Linked DNA regions of Homo sapiens: region 2 is linked to region 1. A link is an interaction called in ENCODE POLR2A ChIA-PET data of the cell type or tissue named here. Cell type or tissue: PC-9. All regions are shown on one strand. Each heading gives the region's core, and the rest is flanking DNA. Links, peaks and the distances in the headings are about the cores only. Region 1 has its middle 28 kb from the start of ST6GAL1. Region 2 overlaps RFC4 (replication factor C subunit 4).

Region 1 (12,168 bases), core at 2,659-6,658:
TCTGTTCTGTTCCCCATCATATCCCGATGTAGGCCCTTACCGTATTTCTCCTGAATCATTTTGTAGTCTTCTAATTCTTCTTGTCTTTCACCAGACTGATCTTTCTGAAACCCATATCTGATTATGTCATTCTCTTCCATAAAACCTTTCAAAGACTCCCCTTAAACCTCAGGATCAGGCCCAAATGACTTAACTTGAATTATCATTGCCTTGAGATCTGGCCTTGGTTTGCTGTAAGCTTATCTCTTGCAGCTCTGGACTCAGTCAGCCCCTTTCCCATTTCTCACCATTGCCACTTAATGGTCTGAGGGGGGCTTTTCCTGTTACTGCACGCACCAGAGCCAACAGCTGAAAACAGTAGGCAACAGTACTCTCCCTACTAAAGAGCGCTGCCAACTTAGGCACAACCACCTTCCTGGGGCTTTTTAAGAGTTAGCAGAGCAGCCCTGATGCCCTACCAACCACCACAAACACCCCCCACCACATCCCAAGTCTGGGGAGAATGGAGGCTGGTAGAGTGATGGAGATGGCAAAGGCAGACAGCAGAGTATCCTGAGGACATGGTCTGCCGCATTTCACACTGGAGGGCTGTGCTCTGGGCCAGGCCACTCAGCAGAGGGGCAGACTATTGGGTTGGGAGCAGTGGAGGCGGGAAGATAGCAGAGGTGTGCAATGCCTAACCTTGTTTTTTACTCTAGCTCGCTACTTTAAATTTTCCCTTTTTTTGTCTCCTTAATTCCCAGCCATGTTTCCCATATGAATAGACTCTCCCTGGCTGGGAAAGCCGGATAAACTCCATTTGACCTTTTGATTTACAAGACATTAAGTGCTCCATACCCAACCCCCTTCCTCAAGGAGTTAACCTGTGTAAGCAGATCCTCAGCATTTCATAGGAGCCCAGTTAACTGATAAGGTACTGGAACAAACCATGTATGAAGTTCCCAGGATTTTTCTCAAAGAGATAACAACATAAAGCCTTGAGTTCGTGTCCGGCATAGCATCTATATCTAACTCTAATGAAGGATTTAGAGCCCTGCACCTGGTACCGTTGCTTTTTGTAATCATTTGTCTTTTAAATTGTTTATCTCTCTGTAACCATTTGCTTCTTTTGATTCTTGCATGTTTTTACTTCTGTAGAATTATTGCATTTGAGTTCCCTCCCTTTCCTAAACCAAGGTATAAAAGTTAATCAAGCCCCTTCCTCGGGGCCAAGAGAATTTTGAGCATTAGCCGTCTCTTTGGCCGCCAGCTTAAATAAAGGACTCTTAATTCGTCTCAAAGTGTGGCGTTTTCTCTAACTCGTTTGGGTGTAACAGGTGGACTTCCCATCTGGGAGCACCCAGAAGTGCTCTCATCTGAGCCCATGGCGGACCCAACACCTAAATGCCTGCTACCCCGAGGGCAAGGAGGCCAGGCTGTGTTAGCCAGAGGGTCACAGAGACCACAGAGAGGATCACGACAATGGCTGGTTAGAGAGTGACATTCACCCCATGCCCTTCTCTCTTGTCCACCCCTCACAGGAAGTGCTGGTTGTCATCAGAATTCCAGCTCCAATCTTGATAAGTGAGTTTGAAGGGTTTTTTTGTTTTTTTTTTTTTGAGACAGAGTCTCTCACTCTGTTGTCCAGGCTGGAGTGCAGTGGCGTGATTTCAGCTCACTGCAACCTCCACCTCCTGGGTTCATGCGATTGTCTTGCCTCAGCCTCCCAAGTAGCTGGGACTACAGGCACGCACCACCACGCCCAGATAATTTTTGTATTTTTACTAGAGACAGGGTTTCACCATGTTGGCCAGGATGGTCTTGATTTCTTGACCTCGTGATCCGCCCGCCTCAGCCTCCCAAAGTGTTGGGATTACAGGCATGAGCCACCATGCCTGGCTGAGTCTGAGATTTTAAACTACCTTTTAATAAACTAGAAAGCGGGATCTGAAAGAGGGTGGCTGAAGACAGTAACTCAAAAAGAAAACGATTTTGTGTTTGTGCCCCATCATTATACTTTAGAATGCTGCCATCTTCCTTACACCCCAGCAGGACCACCTGCTTCTCATATCTACTCCAGAAAAGGGTGGCATGTCAGGCAGGAGCCAGCTACACTGTGTCCCTCCAACTAGGAACTTGGATGGGCTAGGGATGCCAGCATTTCTCCCTTCCCTTCGATCTCAGCAGTAACACCAGTTGGCTGAACACTTTCCACTTGCCAGGCAGTGTTTAAATTATTGATGTGTGGCCGGGAGCGGTGGCTCACACCTGTAATCCCAGCACCTGGGGAGGCCAAGGCAGGCAGATCACCTGTGGTCGAGTTTGAGACCAGCCTGGCTAACATAGTGAAACCCTGTCTCTACTAAATATATATAATATATATTATATTTATATGTATTATTTTTGTATATGTATATACTTATGTGTATATATTATATGTGTGTATATATACACACACACAAAATTTAGCTGGGTGTGGTGGCACACGCCTGTTATCCCAGATACCTGGGAGGCTGAGCCATGAGAATTGCTTGAACCAGGGAGGCAAAGGTTGCAGTGAGCTGAGATTGCGCCACTGCACTCCAGCTTGGGCATCAGCTGTCTCAAAATAAAAAAATAAAAAAATAATGAATGTCTGTCCAATTCAAGCTTGTTATTTAAAGAGCAGACCATACCTGCTCCCTGCATGACGTCTCTTACCACCTCTAAAACTGCTGCCAGCCAGGCAGTAATGACACAGTTGGTATCTTTGCAATATTTGCTGATATTGACCCCTCCCTTCTTGAAAATTCTGCCTTATTTGGTTTGTGTGACATCACTCCCTGTGGGGTTTCTCTTCCCACTGAGTACTCTTTTTCAGACCCATAGATTGGTTTCTAGCCAGCTTTCTTGCTATGCCTCCATATTGATATAACCCTGGACTCCATTCTGAGCACTCTTCTCACTTGATTCTCTACCTTAGTAATTGTCTCCTTGACTGGGGCATTAGTTACTGCAGCTATGTGAATTTGATATGTTCAGACAGCCACACTCCAAACCCATAGATCTTTGGCTAATGGTTGGCTCTACCAGAGTGTCCTTCAGGCAACCTAAACTGATCATTTCCAAGGTTGAACATATCATCTCCCATAAAGCCAGTTCTTTTTGACATAACCCAATCAGGAGAATAATTCCTAAGACTGGAACAAGCCTTCTCTCTCTCCCAACCCCACCGATCACTTGCCAAATTCTTTTATTTCTACATTTTTTTTTCTCAGAGATAGGGTCTTGGTCTGTGTCACCCAGGCTGTAGTGCAGTGGTGGTGTCACAGTTCACTGCAGCCTTGAACTCCAAAACTCAAGTGACCCTCTTGCCTCAGCCTCCAGAGTAGCTAGGACTACAGGTGTGTGCCACCAGGCTTGGCTAATTAAGAAAAAAAATCTGTGTGTGGTGATCTGGTGATCTTGCTATGTTGCCCAGGCTATCTCAAACTCCTGGCCTCAAGTGATCCTCCCACCTCAGCCTCTCAAAATGTTGGCATTACAGGTGTGAGCCACCACACCCAGCCATTATTTCTACCTTTTAAACTAGTGAGTCTCAAACTTTGGTCTCTGAATCCTTTTACACTCTTAAAAATCATTGGTATCTCAAAGAGACTCTATGTAAATGAGCCATATTTATAGATATTTACCATACTAGAAGCTAAAATAAAAAATTTAAAAATATTTCTTTAAGAGGAAGACGCGGTCGTAGGTGCGAGGATTTCTGGTCCGCATGCTCCTGCTCCTGACTCACCGCTGTTCGCTCTCGCCGCCGAGGAACAAGTCGGTCATGAAGCCGCGCAGCAGCCATGGCTTTTAAGGATACCGGAAAAGCACCCGTGGAGCCGGAGGTGGCAATTCACCGAATTCGAATCACCCTAACAAGCCGCAGCGTAAAATCCTTGGAAAAGGTGGGTGCTGACTTGATCAGAGGCGCAAAAGCAAAGAATCTCAAAGTGAAAGGAGGAGTTCGAATGCCTTCCAAGACTTTGAGAATCACTACAAGAAAAACTCCTTGTGGTGAAGGTTCTAAGACGTGGGATCGTTTCCAGATGAGAATTCACAAGCGACTCTTTGACTTGCACAGTCCTTCTGAGATTGTTAAGCAGATTACTTCCATCAGTACTGAGCCAGGAGTTGAGGTGGAAGTCACCATTGCAGATGCTTAAGTCAACTATTTTAATAAATTGATTACCAGTTGTTAAAAAATATATATATATATTTATTTAAAATAATAAACCCATCACATATTGACATAACTAATAAGCCCACCACATATTTACAAGAATCACACATTGACACATTAACACTAACATTTCTATTAGAAAACTATTTTCCAAAACAAAAAAAATAAGAAGAGTTGCACTGCTTTACATTTTTGTAAATCTCTTAATGTCGCTTAACAGAAGGAGCTGAATTACAATATCTGCTTCTCTTGCAATATATTCAGTTGCAACCAAAATGCAATGATTTTGTTTGAAGTATACAGAGAAAAATTCATCCTCAAACAGGTAAGTAGATGGAAAAGGTAGGGGAGTTTTAACATCATTTTTAGGTAATTGTAGATACTTCTTTTGTTGCTACACCAAAGCTCAACAAGTGGTAGTTTCTTAAAGGTTAGCTGTAAAGTAGATTCTGAAATCATATCAGTGAATTTTTTGTACTCTGTTATATTAAAATCTACTGGGTTATTTTATACTTTGAATGAATCTTTTACCCCTTAATGCATGACCTTGTGACATTGTGTGCTGGGCTTTGAAAATTTTATTCACTGAGTCATGTATACCTTCCTGACATTGACCCATTTCCCTCTAAATATCAAGTAATCACATTTGATGTTTGCACCACTGTATTGCTTTGTAGGGCTGCCGTAACAGAGTACCACAAATTGTGTAGTTTTTTATAATAACAGAAATCTATTCTGTCACATTTCTGAAGGCTGGAAGTCTGAGATCAAGATGTTGGCAGGGTGGTTTCCTCCTTAAAGGGCTAAAGGAGAATCCTTTCATGCCCCTCTCTGAGTTTCTGGTGGTGGTGTGAAGTCCTTGGTATTTCTTGGCTTGTAGCTGCATTACATCAGTTTCTGCCTCTGTTTTCACAGGCCTACTTCCTTGGGTGTGGCTACATTTCTGTATCCAAATTTATACTCATAACACCAGTTCATTGAATTTGGGGCCTCCTCTAATCCAGTATGACCTCATGGTAACTCAAGTGTATCTGAAAACCCTGTTTGCCAAGGTCACAATCATAGATATAAAAAATTAGGACTTCAACATGTCTTTTTTGGAGCCACAATTCAACCCACAACACCCATTAGTGTCATCAGAAAAATGTTCAAGAATTGGGAACCTGTCAGATTCACAGGGGTGGGTACAAGTCTTCCAAAATTCTAATTTTTACCTGAAAACTTAGTTTTCATCATTGGCAAAAAATACAACTAGTAACAAACACTAAAATAAAAACTAGAAAAATTTGTTATTCTTGAAGTGAGAGGTTCACTTTATTGACTTTTAAGAAAACGTCTCCCAAATATGCAAGTCTGATAACCCTAGTTTATACTAGTAATTTTCTTTCAGGTGAAATCATATTTACCATACTAGAAGTTAAAAGTATGGTAAAACTTTTAATATAAAAGTTTTTTTCATGTTCCATAAAAAAATAAAACGGTTAGTTCAGTTCATAACTTAACTACAAAAGCGCTCTTCCTTGGGACAATCATCATATTTTACTCTGCAACTAAAATGCTTTGTATATCCTTCGTATATCGCATCACACAGAGTATTAAAAGGTTGTGGGCACAGTGGCTCATGCCTGTAATCCCAGCATTTTGAGAGGCTGAGGCAGGCAGATTACTTGAGCCCAGGAGTTTGAGACCAATCTGGGCAACAGAGTGAGACCCTGTCTTTACAAAACAAACAAACAAAAATTAGCTGGGCCTGGTGGTGCATGCCTGTGGTCCCAACTACCAGGAAGGTTGAGGTGGGAGAATTGCTTGAGCCCAGGAAGTCAAAGCTGCAGGGAGCTGAGATCACGCCACTGCATTCCAGCCTGAGCAATCGAGCAAAAACCCTACCTAAAAAAAAAAAAAGGAGGCTGGTGATTCAGGAATGATAGAAAAAAAAGGATATGTACTCAAAGGTAAAGACTTAATAAAAATTAATAATATTTATTGCTTCATAAAGGATATTTAAAAAACTTTTTTTTCCCTGTGAGTTGATGGTGGTGAAGCACGCAAGACTACTAGTGGACTTTAGTGCCTCATTGTACTAAGACACTAACAGTTTTACCCATTATTTCTTTTGCACTATTAGTGCAAATGTCAACACAGTGAAAAACCCAAATATGATCTTACTGTAATTGTGAAAATAGTTGTGACCTCATGGACCCCCTGAAAGTGTCTGTAGACCATATTTTGATAACCACGGTCCTAAAGAACTCTCCACCAACTCTACCTCTGCCTTAGGACTCATGAGTTCTTAGGAAGACTGTTACAGTAATCATCACCATAACCAGTTCTCTCTCTCTCCAAAGCTGTCCCCTTCTATCAGTCTTCCACACAGCCAGAGTGAGCGTTCAGAAAAGTATCAGTGGGACATTCTTCTGCTTAATACCCTTCAGTGAGTTCCCACTGGCTTTAAGGTCTAAACTCCTTAGCATAGGACATATGATGTAAACTCTTCATCTAGCAATGACTTATGTTTTCCACCTGTTCTCCAGCCATATTCTCCACATGTCTTCCAATTCAGCCAGACCAGTTCTCTTAATCTATCATGCTGTTCTCCCTGCCAGGAATATCCTCATCTCCTCACTTTTTATCTGGCTAAATCTTTACTTACTTTTAAAAGTCAGCGTCTGTTATCTCCTCCAGGAAGACACCCTGGATCATCTTCCTGGTTCATCAAAAGGATTAGCAGATTTTCCTTCTCTATATTTCCATGACATCGTGTGCTTAGTTCTATTATAGCATTTTTTTTTTTTTTTTTTGAGACAGAGTCTTGCTCTGTTGCCTGGACGGGAGTGCAGTGGCACGATCTTGGCTCACTGCAAACTCCACCTCCCAGGTTCAAGCAAATCTCCAGCCCCATCCTCCCAAGTAGCTGGGACTACAGGTGCACACTACCATGTCCAGCTATTTTTTTTCTATTTTTTAAAATTATTATACTTTACGTTCTGGGGTACATGTGCAGAATGTGCAGGTTTGTTACATAGGTATACATGTGCCATGGTGGTTTGCTACACCCATCAACCCATAATCTACGTTAAGTATTTCTCCTAATGCTATCCCTCCTTTACTCCCTGCAACCCCTGGCAGGTCTCAGTATGTGATGTTCCCCTCCCTGTGTCCATGTGTTCTGATTGTTCAGCTACCACTTATGAGTGAGAACATGTGGTGTTTGGTTTTCTGTTCTTGTGTTAGGTTGCTGAGAATGATGGTTTCCAGCTTCATCCATGTCCCTGCAAAGGACAAGAACTCATCCTTTTTTATGGCTGCATAGTATTCCATGGTGTATATGTGCCACATCTTCTTTATCCAGTCGATCATTGATGGGCATTTGGGTTGGTTCCAAATCTTTGCTATTGTGAACAGTGCCACAATAAACATACATGTGCGTATGTCTTCATAGTAGAATTATTTTTAATCCTTTGGGTGTATACTCAGTAATGGGATTGCTGGGTCAATTAGTATTTCTAATTCTAAATCCTTGAGGAACCACCACACTGTCTTCCACAATGGTTGAATTAATTTACACTCCCATCAACAATGTAAAAGCATTCCTATTTCTCCACATCCTCCCCAGCATCTGTTGTTTCCTGACTTTTTAATGATTGCCATTCTAACTGGCATGAGATGGTATCTCACTGTGCTTTTGATTTGCATTTCTCAAATGACCAGTGATGATGAGCTTTTCTTCATATGTTTGTTGGCTGCATAAATGTCTTCTTTTGAGGAGTGTCTGTTCATATCCTTTGCCCACTTTTTGATGGGGTTGTTTTATTCTTGTAAATTTGTTAAAGTTCGTTGTAGATTCTGGATATTAGCCCTTTGTCAGATGGATAGATTGCAAAAATTTTCTCCCATTCTGTAGGTTGCCTGTTCACTCTGATGATAGTTTCTTCTGCTGTGCAGAAGCTGTTTAGTTTAATTAGATCCCATTTGTTAATTTTGGCTTTTGTTGCCATTGCTTTTGGTGTTTTAGTCATGAAGTCTTTGCCCATGCCTATGTCCTGAATGGTATTGCCTAGGTTTTCTTCTAGGGTTTTTATGGTTTTAGGTCTTATGTTTAAGTCTTTAATTCATCTTGACTTAATTTTTGTATAAGGTGTAAGGAAGGGATCCAGTTTCAGTTTTCTGCATGTGGCTAGCCAGTTTTCCCAACACCATTTATGAAATAGGGAATCCTTTCTCCATTGCTTGTTTTTGTCAGGTTTGTCAAAGATCAGATGCTTGTAGATGTGTGGTATTATCTCTGAGGCCTCTGTTCTGTTCCATTAGTCTATATATCTGTTTTGGTATCAGTACCATGCTGTTTTGGTTACTGTAGCCTTGTAGTATAGTTTGAAGTCAGGTAATGTGATGCCTCCAGCTTTGTTCTTTTTGCTTAGGATTGTCTTGGCAATGTGGGCTCTTTTTTAGTTTCATATGAAATTCATACTAGTTTTTTTCCAATTTTTTGAAGAAAGTCAATGGTAGCTTGATGGGGACAGCACTGAATCTATAAATTACTTTGGGCAGTATGGCCTTTTTAACGATATTGATTCTTCTTATCCATGAGCATGGAATGTTCTTCCATTTGTTTGTGTCCTCTCTTATTTCATTGAGCAGTGATTTGTAGTTCTCCTTGAAGAGGTCCTTCACATCCCTTGTAAGTTGGATTCCTAGGTATTTTATTCTTTTTGTAGCAATTGTGAATGGCTCTCTGTTTGTCTGTTATTGGTGTATACGAATGCTTGTGATTTTTGTACATTGATTTTGTATCCTGAGACTTTGCTGAAGTTGCTTATCAGCTTAAGGAGATATTGGGCTGAGATAATGGGGTTTTCTAAATATACAATCATGTCATCTGCAAACAGAGACAATTTGACTTCTTCATTTCCTAATTGAATACACTTTATTTCTTTCTCTTGTCCAATTGCCCTGGCCAGAACTTCCAATATTATGTTGAATAGGAGTGGTAAGAGAGGGCATGCTTGTCTTGTGCCGGTTTTCAAAGGGAATGCTTCCAGTTTTTCCCCATTCAGTATGATATTGGCTGTGGGTTTGTCATAAATAGCTCTTATTATTTTGAAATACGTTCCATCAATACCAAGTTTATTGAGAGTTTTTAGCCTGAAAGGCTATTGTATTTTATCGAAGGCCTTTTCTGCATCTATTGAGATAATCATGTGGTTTTTGTCATTGGTTCTGTTTATGTGATGGAGTACGTTTATTGATTTGCATATGTTTAAACAGCCTCGCATCCCAGGGATGAAGCCAACTTGATCTTGGTGGATAAGCTTTTTGATGTGCTGTTGGGTTTGGTTTGCCAGTATTTTATTGAGGATTTTCGCATGGATGTTCATCAGGAATATTGGCCTGTAATGTTCTTTTTTTTTGTTGTGTCTCTGCCAAGTTTTGGTATCAGGATGATGCTGGCCTCATAAAATGAGTTAGGGAGGATTCCCTCTTTTTCTATTGTTTGGAATCATTTCAAAAGGAATGGTACCAGCTCCTCGTTGTACCTCTGGTAGAATTCGGCTGTGAATCCGTCTGATTCTGGATTTTTTTTGGTTGGTAGATTATTAATTACTGCCTCAATTTCAGAGCCTGTTATTGGTCTATTCAGGGACTCGACTTCTTCCTGGTTTAGTCTTGAAAGGGTGTATGTGTCCAGGAATTTATCCATTTCTTCTAGATTTTCTAGTTTATTTGCACAGTGGTGTTTATAGTATTCTCTGATGGTAGCTTGTATTTCTGTGGGATCAGTGGTGATATCCCCTTTATCATTTTTTATTGCTTCTGTTTGATTCTTCTCTCTTTTCTTCTTTATTAGTCTGGCTAGCAGTCTATCTGTTTTGTTGATCTTTTCAAAAAACCAGCTTCTGGATTCATTTATTTTTTTGAAGGTGTTTTTGTGTCTTTATCTCCTTCAGTTCTGCTCTGATCTTAGCTATTTCTTGTCTTCTGCTAGCTGTTGAATTTGTTTGCCCTTGCTTCTCTAGTTATTTTAATTGTGATGTTAGGGTGTAAAGTTTAGATCGTTCCTGCTTTCTCTTGTGGGCATTTAGTGCTATAAATTTCCCTTTAAACACTGCTTTAAATGTGTCCCAGAGATTCTGGTATGTTGTGTGTTTGTTCTCATTGGTTTCAAAGTACATCTTTATTTCTGCCTTAATTTCATTATTTACCCAGTAGTCATTCAGGAGCAGGTTGTTCAGTTTCCATGTAGTTGTGTGGTTTTTAGTGAGTTTCTTAATCCTGAGTTTTAATTTGATTGCACTGTGGTCCGAGAGACTGTTACGACTTCCGTTCTTTTGCATTTGCTGAGGAGTGCTTTACTTTCAATTATGTGGTCAATTTTAGAATAAGTGTGATGTGGTGCTGAGAAGAATGTATATTCTGTTTATTTTGGGTGGAGAGTTCTGTAGATATCTATTAGGTCTATTGTTCCAGAGCTGAGTTCAAGTCCTGAATATCCTTGTTAATTTTGTCTCATTGATCTGTCTAATATTGACAGTGGAGTGTTAAAGTCTCCCATTATTATTGTGTGGGAGTCTAAGTTTCTTTGTAGGTCTCTAAGAACTTGCTTTATGAATCTGGGTGCTCCCGTATTGGGTGCATATATATTTAGCGTAGTTAGCCCTTCTTGTTGCATTGATTTCTTTACGATTGTGTAATACCCTTCATTGTCTCTTTTGATCTTTGTTGGTTTAAAGTCTGTTTTATCAGAGACTAGGACTTCAACCCCTGCTTTTTTTTGCTTTCCATTTGCTTGGTAAATATTCTTCCATCCCTTTCTTTTGAGCCTATGTGTGTCTCTGCACATGAGATGGGTCTCCTGAATACAGCACCATTGATGGATCTTGACTCTTTATCCAATTTGCCAGTCTGTGTCTTTTAATCGGGGCATTTAGCCCGTTTACATTTAAGGTTAATATTGTTATGTGTAAATTTAATTCTGTCATTATGGTGCTAGCTGGTTATTTTGCCTGTTAGTTGGTGCAGTTTCTTCATAGTGTCGATGGTCTTTACAATTTGGTATGTTTTTGCAGTGGCTGGTACCGGTTGTTCCTTTCCACATTTAGTGCTTCCTTCAGGAGCTCTTGTAAGGCAGGCCTGGTGGTGACAAAATCTCTCAGCATTTGCTTGTCTGAAAAGGATTTTACTTCTTCACTTATGAAGCTCAGTTTGGCTGGATATGAAATTCTTGGTTGAAAATTCTTCAAGAATGTTGAATATTGGCCCCCATTCTCTTCTGGCTTGTAGGGTTTCTGCTGAGAGATCCGCTGTTAGTCTGATGGTTTTCCCTTTGTGGGTAAGCCGACCTTTCTCTCTGGCTGCCTTAACATTTTTTCCTTCATGTCAACCTTGGTGAATTTGACGATTGTGTGTCTTGGGGTTGCTCTTCTGGAGGAGTATCTTTATGGTGTTCTCTGTATTACCTGAATTTGAATGTTGGCCTGCCTTGCTAGGTTGGGGAAGTTCTCCTGCATAATATCCTGAAGAGTGTGTTCCAACTTGGTTCCATTCTCCCCATCACTTTCAGGTACACCAATGAAACGTAGATTTGGTCTTTTCACATAGTCCCATATTTCTTGGAGGCTTTGTTTGTTTCTTTTCATTCTTTGAAAATACTATAGTATTAAATAATGATAATTATAACAAATCTTGTCTTCTCACTTTATTTCATTAAGTTCATCTTCAATCTGTGATATCCTTTCTTCTGCTTGATTGATTAGGCTATTGATACTTGTGTATGCTTCACGAAGTTCTGGTGCTGTGTTTTTTAGCTCCATCAGGTCATTTATGTTCTTCTATAAACTAGTTATTCTAGTTAGCAATTCATCTAACCTTTTTTCAAGGTTCTTAGCTTCCTTGCATTGGATTAGAACATGCTCCTTTAACTCGGAGGAATTTGTTATTACCCATCTTCTAAAGCCTACTTCTGTCAATTCGTCAAACCCATTCTC
Region 2 (12,168 bases), core at 2,950-6,949, 100 kb before region 1:
CTCTGCCTCCTGGGTTCACGCCATACTCCTGCCTCAGCCTCCCGAGTAGCTGGGACTACAGGCGCCCGCCACCACACCCAGCTAATTTTTTGTATTTTTAGTAGAGATGGGGTTTCACCATGTTCGCCAGGATGGTCTCGATCTCCTGACCTTGTGATCCACCTGCCTCGGCCTCCCAAAGTGCTGGGATTACAGGTGTGAACCACTGCGCCCGGCCTTTGCCCATTTTTTAATTGGGTTATTTGTTTTTATTACTGAGTTTTTAAAGTTCTTCATATGTTCTAGATATAAGTACCTTTTTAGGTATATGATTTGTAAATATTTTCTCCCACGTTGCGGGTTATTACCTTCTGTACATTGATTTTTGGTAATCTGCCATTAAAGTTTTTCTCCCACCAAAAGTGGCATTAACATAATTGTATGAAAATTATACCAAGAAAACAGATTTCAAGTATTAATGGTAGAAGGGATCTCAGAGTCTTTTAGTCCACCTCCCAGTCTTCATTTCACATAAAAATACATTAGGTGCTATAGCGGTTGTGACTGACTGCACCATCAATTTAAGGTGCATATCAAAAATTAGTCATTCACTTTCACAAATTTTGAAATGTGCTCATGTAAAATTTACACATATGTCTAGGTACCACCAATGTAATCCTGGACCTTTGCCACCTAAGGAGCATAAGTAGTTGATTAAATCCCTGTTTACCTCAGGCAGGATAGTCTTCTAACATGAAAAGTTGACAATTTGGCAGAAATACACTTGATCTTAGCCAAAAGGCTGAGGAGCGATGGCAGAAATACATATTTAAAATAATACATGCTATGGAGGAGGGAGGGCAAATTTACTTACTCTGAGCGACTTCCTGACACAGTTAATTGAGCAAAATTTTTCACTTTCTCTCGAACTACTTGTATTCCACGTTCATCAGATGCATTTAACTCAAGAACTCTTAATCGGAAAAGTTCAGGCCTATCTCAAAATGAAACAAATATGAAACATAGAGCACAAGTAGGCTTAAATCACATTTTAACATTTGCACACTTTGCAGACGTTTAAAATCCACCTAGTAAACAACATGGATAGAAGGCACACAATCACTTTTGCATTCTCGCTTCAGCAGAGTGCTGCAGTTAACATTTTGGCTTTTTTCCATGCATTTAAAAAAATGTAGACATTACATAACATATACAATTTCTTTTCTTTTTATTTTTTTGGAGACAAGGTCTTGCTCTGTCACTCAGGCTGGAGAACAGTGGCATGATGATGGCTCACTGCAGCCTTGAACTCCTGGGCTCAAATGATCCTCCCACCTTAGCTTCCCAACTAGCTGGGACTATAGGCACATGCCATCACACCTGGCTAATTTTGTTTACTTTTTGTAGAGGCAGGGACTCATTATGTGGCCAGGCTGGTCTCAGGTGATCCTTCCACCTTGGCCTCCCAAAATGTTGGGATTACAGGTGTGAGGCACCACACCTGGCCCCACATATAAAATTTTAAATCGATTTTCCACTTTGCATTTATAATAAGTATCTTGGCATATTATCAAAACCACTGTAAATAACATTTTAATAGTCATATGATATTCCATCCTATGACTGTACCATCATTTACTTCACATTCTTCTATTGTTAGACATCTAGATAGTTTTAAATACTGTAATTTTAAATAATGTTATAATATAGCACATTTTAAATTATTTCCGGCCGGATGTGGTGGCTCATGCCTGTAATCCCAGCACTTTGGGAGGCCGAGGCGGGTGGATCACGAGGTCAGGAGTTCGAGACCAGCCTGACCAACGTGGTGAAACCCTGTCTCTACTAAAAATACAAAAATTAGCTGGGCGTGGTTACAGGCACCTGTAGTGCCAGCTACTCAGGAGGCTGAGGCAGGAGGATTGCTTGAACCCGGGATGTGGAGGTTGCAGTGAGCCGAGATCGCACCACTGCACTCCAGCCTGGGCAATAGAGCGAGACACTGTCTCAAAAATAAATAAATAAACAAATAAATAAATAAATTCCACAGGGTAGTTTGCTATAAGGAAACCTACTGGATTAAGGAAAATTAATGGATTAAAACATGAGCAGGTTTTTAAAGTGAGTTTTAATAAAAATTACTAAAAGTAATATATGCTTACTGTAGAGAAATTTGAGAAATCAAAAGAAAAAAGTGGGCACACTGTCAAAGCACTGTTTTTGAAACTTCCCTCTAGTCTTTTACACACACACACACACACACACACACACATTTAAATAAAAAACAAGAGTTGTGATTTAGTTTCATCTCTATTTTTCCTAATCAGCATGGTATCCTAAGCATGTTTATGGACATAAACATTTACATGCATCTATTTTCTATTTTAAAGCCACAATATTAAATATGAAATTCACTGTTAAAGTAAGTTCTTTAAAGACAAACATTATTTCATAAAGGATATAGAAAAAGTTGTATAATCTGGACTGACCTACTCTAAGTAATAATAAACAACTGTTAAGGCTGATTCAGATTGGTTCTATCTGATTGAGTTGTGGAATAATCAAAAAAGTTCTTCTATAATTTTACTGAGAATAAAAAATTGCTGTCAAATAAAATATTAGGCACATAGCAGCTTCTCCCTTTGTCTTTTACATTTTGACATAACTAATAATCCTTACACATTTGGTGATTTCAGTGGCGTCTTTTTTTTTTTGAGACGGAGTCTCGCTCTGTCACCCAGGCTGGAGTGCAGTGGCGTGATCTCGGCTCACTGCAACCTCTGCCTCCCAGGTTCAAGTGATTCTCCTGCCTCAGCCTGCCGAGTAGCTGGGACTACAGGTGCATGCCACCATGCCTGGCAAATTTTTGTATTTTTAGTAGAGATGGGGTTTCACCATGTTGGCCAGGCTGGTTTCGAACTCCTCACCCCAGGTGATCCACCTGCCTCGGCCTCCCAAAGTGCTGGGATTACAGATGTGAGCCACCACACCCAGCCTATTTTCATATGTAGGATTTCAGATATTTCTATCAGTTGTATGTCTGATATTAATTCTGGATAAACTCAAAACAGCCTTTGTTATGTTGGTGCATGTTTCATGTATATCAGACCCAGCCCACTACACATCTTTTAACTCTAGGTAAAGGGCTCCTCTAGAATGGCTGGTTAAGCCAAGATGGTCAATCTAGGAAGAGGAACATAAGAAGGTGACTCACAGGAAGATTTTCTGGTGTACCTGGAATCACACTACATCAACCATCACTTGTGCTCAGGAGACCTGAGGCAAGGAGCTGGACTGGCCACTCCAGAGTCAGAGCCTAGGAAGTCCAGAGCAGGACTCAAGAATGGATGGTGCAAATAGTGCCATCAGAAACAGCAGATTCTATCATGTAGCCACACAGATGTGAACACAATCATTAAGAGGGTGATAAAACTATCAGCACAACTGGACATTAAGTTGGGCCCTCTGGACTCCAAAGTTATAATGGAAAATTTAAAGAAAGTGATGGAAAAAATCATAGGCTCCCCACACTTGAACAAGATTCACAATGAAGGTCACAAAAGACGCAGGCAAGCTGATTTCTTCAGGGGAGTGAGGGAGGAACAAAATGGCTCATGGGATTTTTAAAAATCAGAAATAGAAAACTATCCTACAGAAAACGAAACGCAAATTTTTAGAGGAAAAAAAGCAATATCAGAGAATTTTGGTGTCAAATCTTTAAAAAAAGAAAAACAGACTGATTTCAACGTACCCAAAGAGTTCTCTAGCTGCTGCCAAAATAGTGGATGTTTTTCCAGTTCCAGGTGGTCCGTAAAACAAGAGATTAGGAAGCTGTAGAAATTAAATTTTATTTTTAATAAATGGTATTCTGGCACAAATAGATGAAAAGGAAGATCGAAAAAAATGTCTGTGGAATAGTGCAATGACTTCTCTAATAGGGCACGTAATTTCTAAGTATAAAGTTTTCTTAATATAACTGATATCATAGTACTGACAGATTTAAATCCTGCTTTTTCATATACTACCACTTTTTTCCCCAAGTGTCTTTTTAATCTCTTAAGCTGAACCAATATTTATGCTTGCTCTATAGCTAATCCACTTAGGTGAAATTTTCAAAGCTGGAATGAGAAACCTTTTATTTCTAAAGGGAATCTCAGTTTCCTATCCCACCTCTATGCTCAAGATTAGGTAAGATTTTATATTACACAAAATGTCAGCTGCTTCAAAGGGGAAGCAGACCAAAAGAGTAATGGGATTTGGCCAAAACTGAGGAAAAAGGACTAAAAAAGACATAATTAGGGCTTTGGATGAGCAGAAGTACCAAGAACAGAAATATTAACAAAAAATCCAAAACTAGATATATATTAAGTACTAGGCACTGCTCCACATCATGATTATGCACTCTGTAAGGATGCTTGCATGTATCAGGGAGAATTCATTAGAAGAGGAAAGGATAAAATTAAATCACTAGCTACCTTCTTTTATACCTTGTATCTAGCTAGTTTGGCTCCTATCAAGCAGTCGACTGATCCGTGGTGAAAATTAATAAGTCAACTAAATTCTAATGAGCTCTGTTATGATACTGTGCAATCTTCAGTATGTCCTGTCACATAAGGAAATCAGTGTACACAGGAAACTAGGCATTAGAGTTTGTTTCCACTCTTGCCTAACCCTCCCTCTTCCTGTCCATTCATTCTTCACCTAAATCAGATACCACTCTGCTTGCTACTTAAAACTATTCCACTTAGAAAAACAAAAACAAACCAAAAAACCCTCAGCTTTTTACCATGGCCTAAAGGACTTCCATGATCTGCCTACCACCTCCTTCACCTTCCAGGCTCTAGCTTACAATGGCTTCTAACAGCTTGGCACTTTCTGGCCCGAACATATGTTGCTCCCATGACCTGGAGTCTGATCCTCTTCTTTCTGCCTGGCCAACTCCTAATGCATTACAAATCAGAAACCATTCAGTCTAAAGTAGGTCTCCTCTCCTATTCTCTCATTAGTGTTTGTTGCATTTTGCATTGGTTTATTGTTATTTCACTGTGGGGCTTAATTGTAAAATGCCTGTCTACTTCATTAAAAGACCAAGAACCTTATTTGTTCTATTCACATCTGTATTCTAGCATCTACTACAGTAGTCAATGTTGGCCAAATGAATGAATAAACCAATACATAGACAAATATGTTAATTAGAAGACTATTACTGTTACATTCATAACATATAGCTTACAGAACAAACTATGAGATTCATAACTTAAAAACCTCCCAGGCTTCTTAGTAATTAAGGTCTACAACTATTATTTTGATCTGTGCATCCCTTAACAATGTAACGATTCATCCAGGTTAACTATCAGATACAATAATTTAAATTCTTTGAAACAGGGTAAAATTATTAAACCTTAATTATACACTAGTCTAATATATGTAGTACATTCAAGAACTGTATGTGGAATACCAGTTCTTAAAATCAATTTCTGAAAAAATTATCTTCTTATAATTCTTTAAAACCTTTCAAAATAAATTGAATGAATTGTTTTCCTTTACTCTTTTGAATTAAAAAAACTATTTCACCTCTTTACAAAACTTAGTCTGAAAAGGTGCACAAAATATTAAACTGAAGTTCTTACTTCAGCCTCATAAATTACGTGGCATAAAGTCAAGAACTAGATCTTAGGCTGGGCATGATGGCTCATGCCTGTAATCCCAGCATTTTAGGTGGCCAAAGCGGGCAGGTCACTTGACATGGCTAAACACCATCTCTACTAAAAATACAAAAATGAGCTGTGTGTGGTGGTGCATGCCTGTAGTCCCAGCTACTTGGGAGGCTGAGGTGGGAGGATCACTTGAGCCTGGGAGGCGGAGGTTGCAGTGAGCTGGTATCACGCCACTGCACTCCAGCCTGCGTGACAGAGCAAGACTCTGTCTCAATTACAAAAAAAAACAAAAAAACAAAAGAACTGGATCTTAATCTCACTACATTTGCTGAAGATACTAGTAATTAAATTAGATATTGTCCTGCAATCTGTGTAATTACTATGCAACTGCAATTAAAATGGTATATACTGTTACCAAGATATGCAAGCAGAATATACCAAAAAATAAAATGCTATACTATTATAAAATTAAAAGGTATAAGAGTATTTGTGTTATTTATTTTTTATTACTTATTTATTTATTTATTTTTGAGACCAGAGTCTCACTCTGTCACCCAGGCTGGAGTACAGTGGCACAATCTTGGCTCACTGCAACCCCTCCGCCTCCCAGGTTCAAATGATTCTCCCGCTTTAGCCTCCTGAGTAGCTGGGACTACAGGTGTGTGCCACCACGCCTGGCTACTTTTTCTAATTTTTGGTAGAGATGGGGTTTCACCATGTTGGCCAGGCTGGTCTTGAACTCCTGACCTCAAGTGATCTTCCCATCTCAGCCTCCCGAAACGCTAGGATTACAGGCGTGAGCCACTGTGGCCGGCCAAAAAGGTATAAGAGTATGCGAGTCAAATCAAAACACATACTGGTAAAGAAAAAGATTCTAAATAGTTTTATAAATTTAACTTCTTTCAAAATGTGTACTGTAGTAATATAATTTCAGCAAGGGAATGATGGCAGCAAAACCCAAAAGAACTTCTAATTAAAAGCAGCCAGATTGAGAGGAAGGAAGCAAATCTTGAAACTAAAGCAAAAACCACATCCCACTTCAGCACTTTACTGAGCTGTTAAAGCACTTTGGGCATTCATCATAACACAACTTTAAGTTGCTAATTTTTCACATGGGTTTATCTTATCTCAGAATAATTTACAATGCAAGTTATCCATGGATACTTTATCCCCCAGATCACAGCAGAAGAGAGAGCTATAAGCAGAATTCAAAGCTCGATTTTTTTTTTGTATTATAGGTCAATCCAAATCCTAAAGTTAGTAAGCAATTATACTTTAGAGGAATCTCTGGCTCTTCTTTATAGCACATATTACTACCTATAATTATTTATTGGTTTACTTGTTTATTCTATCTTTCCTTACCAATAAAAACCCATGAAAAAAGGGGCATAGTTTGTCTTGTTCTATGTTTTATGTCTTGTTCTATGTCTATGTTTCATAGTTTGTCTTAATTACTATGACTTTTACTTGAATACTAGGTAACACTGCTATGTAAGATTAAATAGGAGATGCTCAATAAATATTTGAACTAATTATCATTGTACAAATAGTTATCAAGGACCTACTGTACACAGAGCAAGATATTTAACGAGGGCTAGAAGTTATAAAGGAAGAAAGAGGGTGAATAAATTAAGTCTTAAATATCCCAATGACATTAAACACCATTTGCAACTCACATCTGCTCCTTCTAAAGATTTTTTCAGCACTGCAACCACTTCTTCCTGGAAAGCAACTTCATCCACACATTTTGGGCGACTTGCGGGGTGAGAAGGAGGAAAGAGGTTATTTAGTATATTATAGTAGCCACAGAAAACTCTCAAGTGTTCCTTCTACTAAAATACCAATGACCATTCTTAAACATCAGCAATGAAATGAGAAACTTTTTCATAATCGGAAATAGGTGGAAACCCCACTTGTTTTTACCGTAACCAAACACATTCTGAAAGAGTGAAATAATGTTTTACTTCCTTTCTGCATTGCTCGAATCTGTTATACCCACAAAAATTAAAGAAAAAGGATTTTATTTTATATGCTACAAACACTAATTAGAAATTAAAGTGGGGGATTAAGACCATCCTGGCTAACACAGTGAAACCCCGTCTCTACTAAAAACACAAAAAATTAGCCAGGCGTGGTGGTGAGCGCCTGTAGTCCCAGCTACTTGGGAGGCTGAGGCAGGAGAACGGCACGAACCTGGGAGGCAGAGCTTGCAGTGAGCTGAGATCGCACCACTGCACTCCAGCCTGGGTGACAGAGGGAGACTCTGTCTCAAAAAAAAAAAAAAAAAAAAAGAAATTAAAGTGGGGCTGGGTGCGATGGCTCACACTAATCCCAACACTTAGGGAGGCTGAAGCAGGTGGATCACCTGAGGTCAGGAGTTCAAGACCAGCCTGACCAACACGGAGAAACACTGTCTCTACTAAAAATATAAAATTAGCCGGGCATGGTGGTGCATGCCTGTAATGCCAGCTACTCGGGAGGCTGAGGAAGGAGAAGCGCTTGAACCCTGGAGGCAGAGGTTGTGGTGAGCCGAGATCGTATCATTGCACTCCAACCTGGGTCACAAGAGCGAAACTTTATCTCAAAAAAAAAAAAAAAAAAAAAATTAAAGTGAACACCTGCTTAGAAAGCATTATTATTGGCCGGATGCGGTGGCTCACGCCTGTAATCCCAGCACTTTGGGAGGCAGATCACCTGAGATCAGGAGTTTGAGACCAGCCTGGTCAACATGGTGAAACCCCGTCTGTATTAAAAATACAAAAAAAATTAGGTGGGCGTGGTGGCACATGCCTGTAGTCCCATTTGAACCCAGGAGGCAGAAGTTGCAGTGAGCCAAGATCGCACCACTGCACTTCAGCCTGGGCGACAGAGCAAGACTCTGTCTCAAAAGAAAAAAAAAAAGCATTGTTCCACTTTGACAAAATAAGATCATGAATCTTAAGATGAAAAGGGAAAACCATTTAGTAACCTTAGTATAGGTAACTATTTTGGTTAATGTAGTTACATATATACTTAGTATGTGTTAACTGGTTAATGCCAATTTTTTCCATCATCTAACTGCATAAAAAAATGAAGACCTATTCAATTCATTGAGGGCTAACAAAAACAACAAGCTGAACCAATATGAAGTATCATATATAATTTTCATCTTACAACAGTGATTTTTAAGAGAAGCTAGAACAAAGTTACACTTCCAACTCTAAGCTTAGGCTTTGTGCTTAGTTAACTAATCAAAAGTTCTTTGATCCATACTTTTCGATAAATCAGGTTAACACTAGGTAGGAATTATGATTTTTTTTTTTAATGTCTTCTCTTGGGAATCCAGTATATGTTATAAAGCAGGGACTCATATTCAAATACCTGCAGAGATTAAGCAGATAACAAGAGTGAGGAAGGCAGAGTGTGATGCAAGATATAGTAGGGACCATGGCAAATTGAGGAACACACGACCTTTCCAAAAGGAGAAGCAGTACACAAGTCCATATAACTCCTGTCATGTGAGAACCTGCCCCCAGTGTTGCCTGATCTCCTGAGAAGCTGAAAATCCAGACCCTCCTCCACATAATTAAAAAAATCTAGATTTTCATGAGGTTTATTGGTGCCAAACAAAACATATAAGGGGCTGGGCGCAGTGACTCACGCCTGTAATCCCAGCACTTTGGGAGGCCAAGGCAGGCAGATCACCTGAGATCAGGAGTTGAAGACCAGCCTGGTCAACACGATGAAACCTTGTCTCTATTAAAAATACAAAAATTAGCTGAGTGTGGTGGGGCATGTCTGTAATCCCAGCTACTCGGGAGGCTGAGGCAGGAGAATCACTTGAACCTGGGAGGCAGAGGTTGCAGTGAGCTGACATTGCGCCACTGCACTCCAGCCTGGGTGACAAAGTGAGAATCTGTCCCAAAAAAACAAACAAACAAAAAGGCAAGCAAAAAACAAAAACACAAAAAACATATGAGGGCCTTACTCGGCCTATAAGTAATCTGTAAACATTGGTAATTACCGAGGCTACATTCAACCAATAGTTACAATTACTTGTGGTAATATCACTTAGATGACTGACAATTTTATTTATTTATTTGAGACAGAGTCTCGTTCTGTCACCCAGGCTGGAATGCAGTGGTGTGATCTCAGCTCACTGCAATTTCTGCCTCCCAGGTTCAAGTGATTCTCGTGCCTCAGCCTCCCAAGTAGCTGGGATTACAGGTGCCCGCCAACATGCCTGGCTAATTTTTTTTTTTTTTTTTTCCCAGTAAAGAGGGGGTTTCGACATGTTGGCCAGGCTGGTCTGGAACTCCTGGCCTCAAGTGATCCTCCCACCTTGGCCTCCCAAATTGCTGGGATTACATACAGGATTATAGGCATGAGCCACCATGCCAGGTGGTGACTGACAATTTAAATGCTAATTCAAGTGTTGTTTGGACAAAAATGTATGAGCTAACCAAAACTGAATTTCCAGGGCTGGGCGCGGTGGCTCATGCATGTAATCCCAGCACTTTGGGAAGCCAAGGCAGGTGGATCACTTGAGGTCAGGAGTTTGCGATCGACCTGACCAACATGGTGAAACCCCGTCTCTACTAAAAATACAAAAAATTAGCCAGGTGTGGTGGTGGGCACCTGTAATCCCTACTATTTGGGAGGCTGAGGCAGGATAATCACCTGAACCCAGGAGGTGGAGGTTGCAGTGAGTCGAGACCATGCCACTGCACGCCAGCCTGGGCAACAGAGTGAGACTCCGTCTCAAAAATAGTAATAATAATAATAATACTTTCCACCTATTGTAATGAGAAGAAGGAGGAACAGATTACATATTTGGATTTAAGTAGAACTCCTGACCTAGTATTTATAGCCAGTTTACAGAAACTTTTGTTTTCTTCACTTCTGTATCCCAGCCCCTAAAATGGAAGCCTCTGCTTGTAGAGATCTCAGTTTATCTACAAAATAAGGGAGTTAAACTAGATTATTCTCAGGTAACTTTAGTTCCAGGGTTCTATGACTTATATAAGTGGGTGATTTTTTTTCAAAGACAACTTCTAAACAGAACAAAGCATTCCTCCATAAGTTAAAAAAAAAAAAAAGTGATCAGTACTGGTTAGAGAGATAATTTATGAATTATTTTAACAAAGACACAAGTGTTCTTACTATTTTTCCACCCAGGGAACGGGTTTGGCTTTCTTGTTCTCTCCGCTACTTCCCGCACTGGCAGCTACTCCTCGATCCTTGGTCAGCGGGGGTTTAGTACTGATGGATGTACCTTTAAGAAATGCTTGCATGGTACTTCACCCTGGTCAGGTGCAAGACAGAAAAAAAAAGCTTTTATTGAAACTTTTATTGCGAATCAGCACCATAGGAAAGCGGGGGTGGTGGTGGGGAACCATTATGAGAAAGTACAGCCCGAAAATAAACTTAGCCTTGTGCAAAGATGTTACATAATAAAGGACATCACCCCATGACCTAGGACACTCTGAATGCACTGTACTGAGGGCTACAAGAACAGAAAAGTGGTCAAAGTCCCTAACGAACTTAGAATCTATTTCTAGTGCAGGAGTTATAGAACAAAGATCATATGTCACAAAAATGTTTAATGAGTTCCAAATGCATTGATAAATATGATGTTGCTAATGACCAAACCACATGGGCCTCCATGGTTTCTTTCACAGTCATGGGCCTAGCTCTAGCTCAGACCCTGAAATGGACTCTTCGGCAATTAAAGGTGCTCTGCTTGCACCACAAATGAGAACCTTCACTCCTTTCCTTGGGTCAGAACTCAAAGACCTTTTTTTGTTGTTGTTGTTTTTGAGACAGGGTCTCACTCTTTTGCCTAGGATGGAGTGCAGTGGCGGAATCATGGTTCACTGCAGCCTTGACATCCCAGGCTCCTGTCATCTTCCCACTTCAGCCTCCCCAGTAGCTAGGACTACAGGTGCGTGCCACCACCCCCGGCTAATTTTTTAAATTTTTGGTAGAGACAGGGTTTCACCATGTTGCCTAGGCTGGTCTGGAACTCCTGGGCTCAAGTAATCCTCCTGCCCCGGCCTCCCAAAGTGCTGGGATTACAGGTGTGAGCCATCTCGCCTGGCCAGGGACCTATTTTCATGGCAGAGTCAATGCTTACCTACCTTCAGAGACTTTCTGTGGGGAAGGGAAGGTGGGGGACTCTGTTGTTAAAATAGAAACAGCTGTTTTTCTCATAACACACTCACTTGAAGAAATCAAAACAATGCATAAAAGCATGAGAGATTTAAAAAAGTAATACAAAATCCCACCCAGAAGGTAACTATTTCTAACATGCAGGTAAACATTCTTCCAGGCTGTTTTCAGGGATAAAAAGCATCATTAGCTCGCCTGAAAAGTCCCCGGTTAATTCTATTTTTTTCACTGCTACATGCCCTGGTGCCTAGAACAGTGCCTGGTACATGGTAGATGCTCCGTAATATTTGGTGAATGAATTACCATCTATGATACCCGGTTTCCTTTTCTGTTAAAGGAGCTAAGGCCTATTCCACAGGACAACTGAGTTAAATAAAAGAAT

Evidence for each region. ChIA-PET counts read pairs that join two places held together with the same protein. Peaks named below come from ENCODE experiments on the same cell type or tissue, not always from the same donor. Only the 100,000 strongest peaks of a DNase experiment are listed, where the experiment ranks them.
Region 2: POLR2A ChIA-PET joins it to region 1 with 7 read pairs; 8 of 35 experiments call an interaction of 5 or more read pairs at or near these places.

The regions. Positions count from the first base shown.
Region 1 is chr3:186,896,389-186,908,556 of GRCh38, forward strand. It overlaps the pseudogene RPS20P14. Among named protein-coding and RNA genes, the nearest start is that of ST6GAL1, 28 kb to the right of the region's middle. RefSeq lists enhancers at 500-1,020, 1,021-1,540, 1,541-2,061. In PC-9, for the core only: no CTCF peak of the experiment used is centred there; no DNase peak of the experiment used is centred there; H3K27ac peaks cover 1,640 bases.
Region 2 is chr3:186,793,805-186,805,972 of GRCh38, forward strand. It overlaps RFC4 (replication factor C subunit 4), which reads right to left. Exons shown (of 11, transcript NM_002916.5): 2 at 10,779-10,920; 3 at 7,313-7,391; 4 at 3,731-3,810; 5 at 854-973. The coding sequence starts at 10,909. Among named protein-coding and RNA genes, the nearest start is that of RFC4, 6.6 kb to the right of the region's middle. In PC-9, for the core only: no CTCF peak of the experiment used is centred there; no DNase peak of the experiment used is centred there.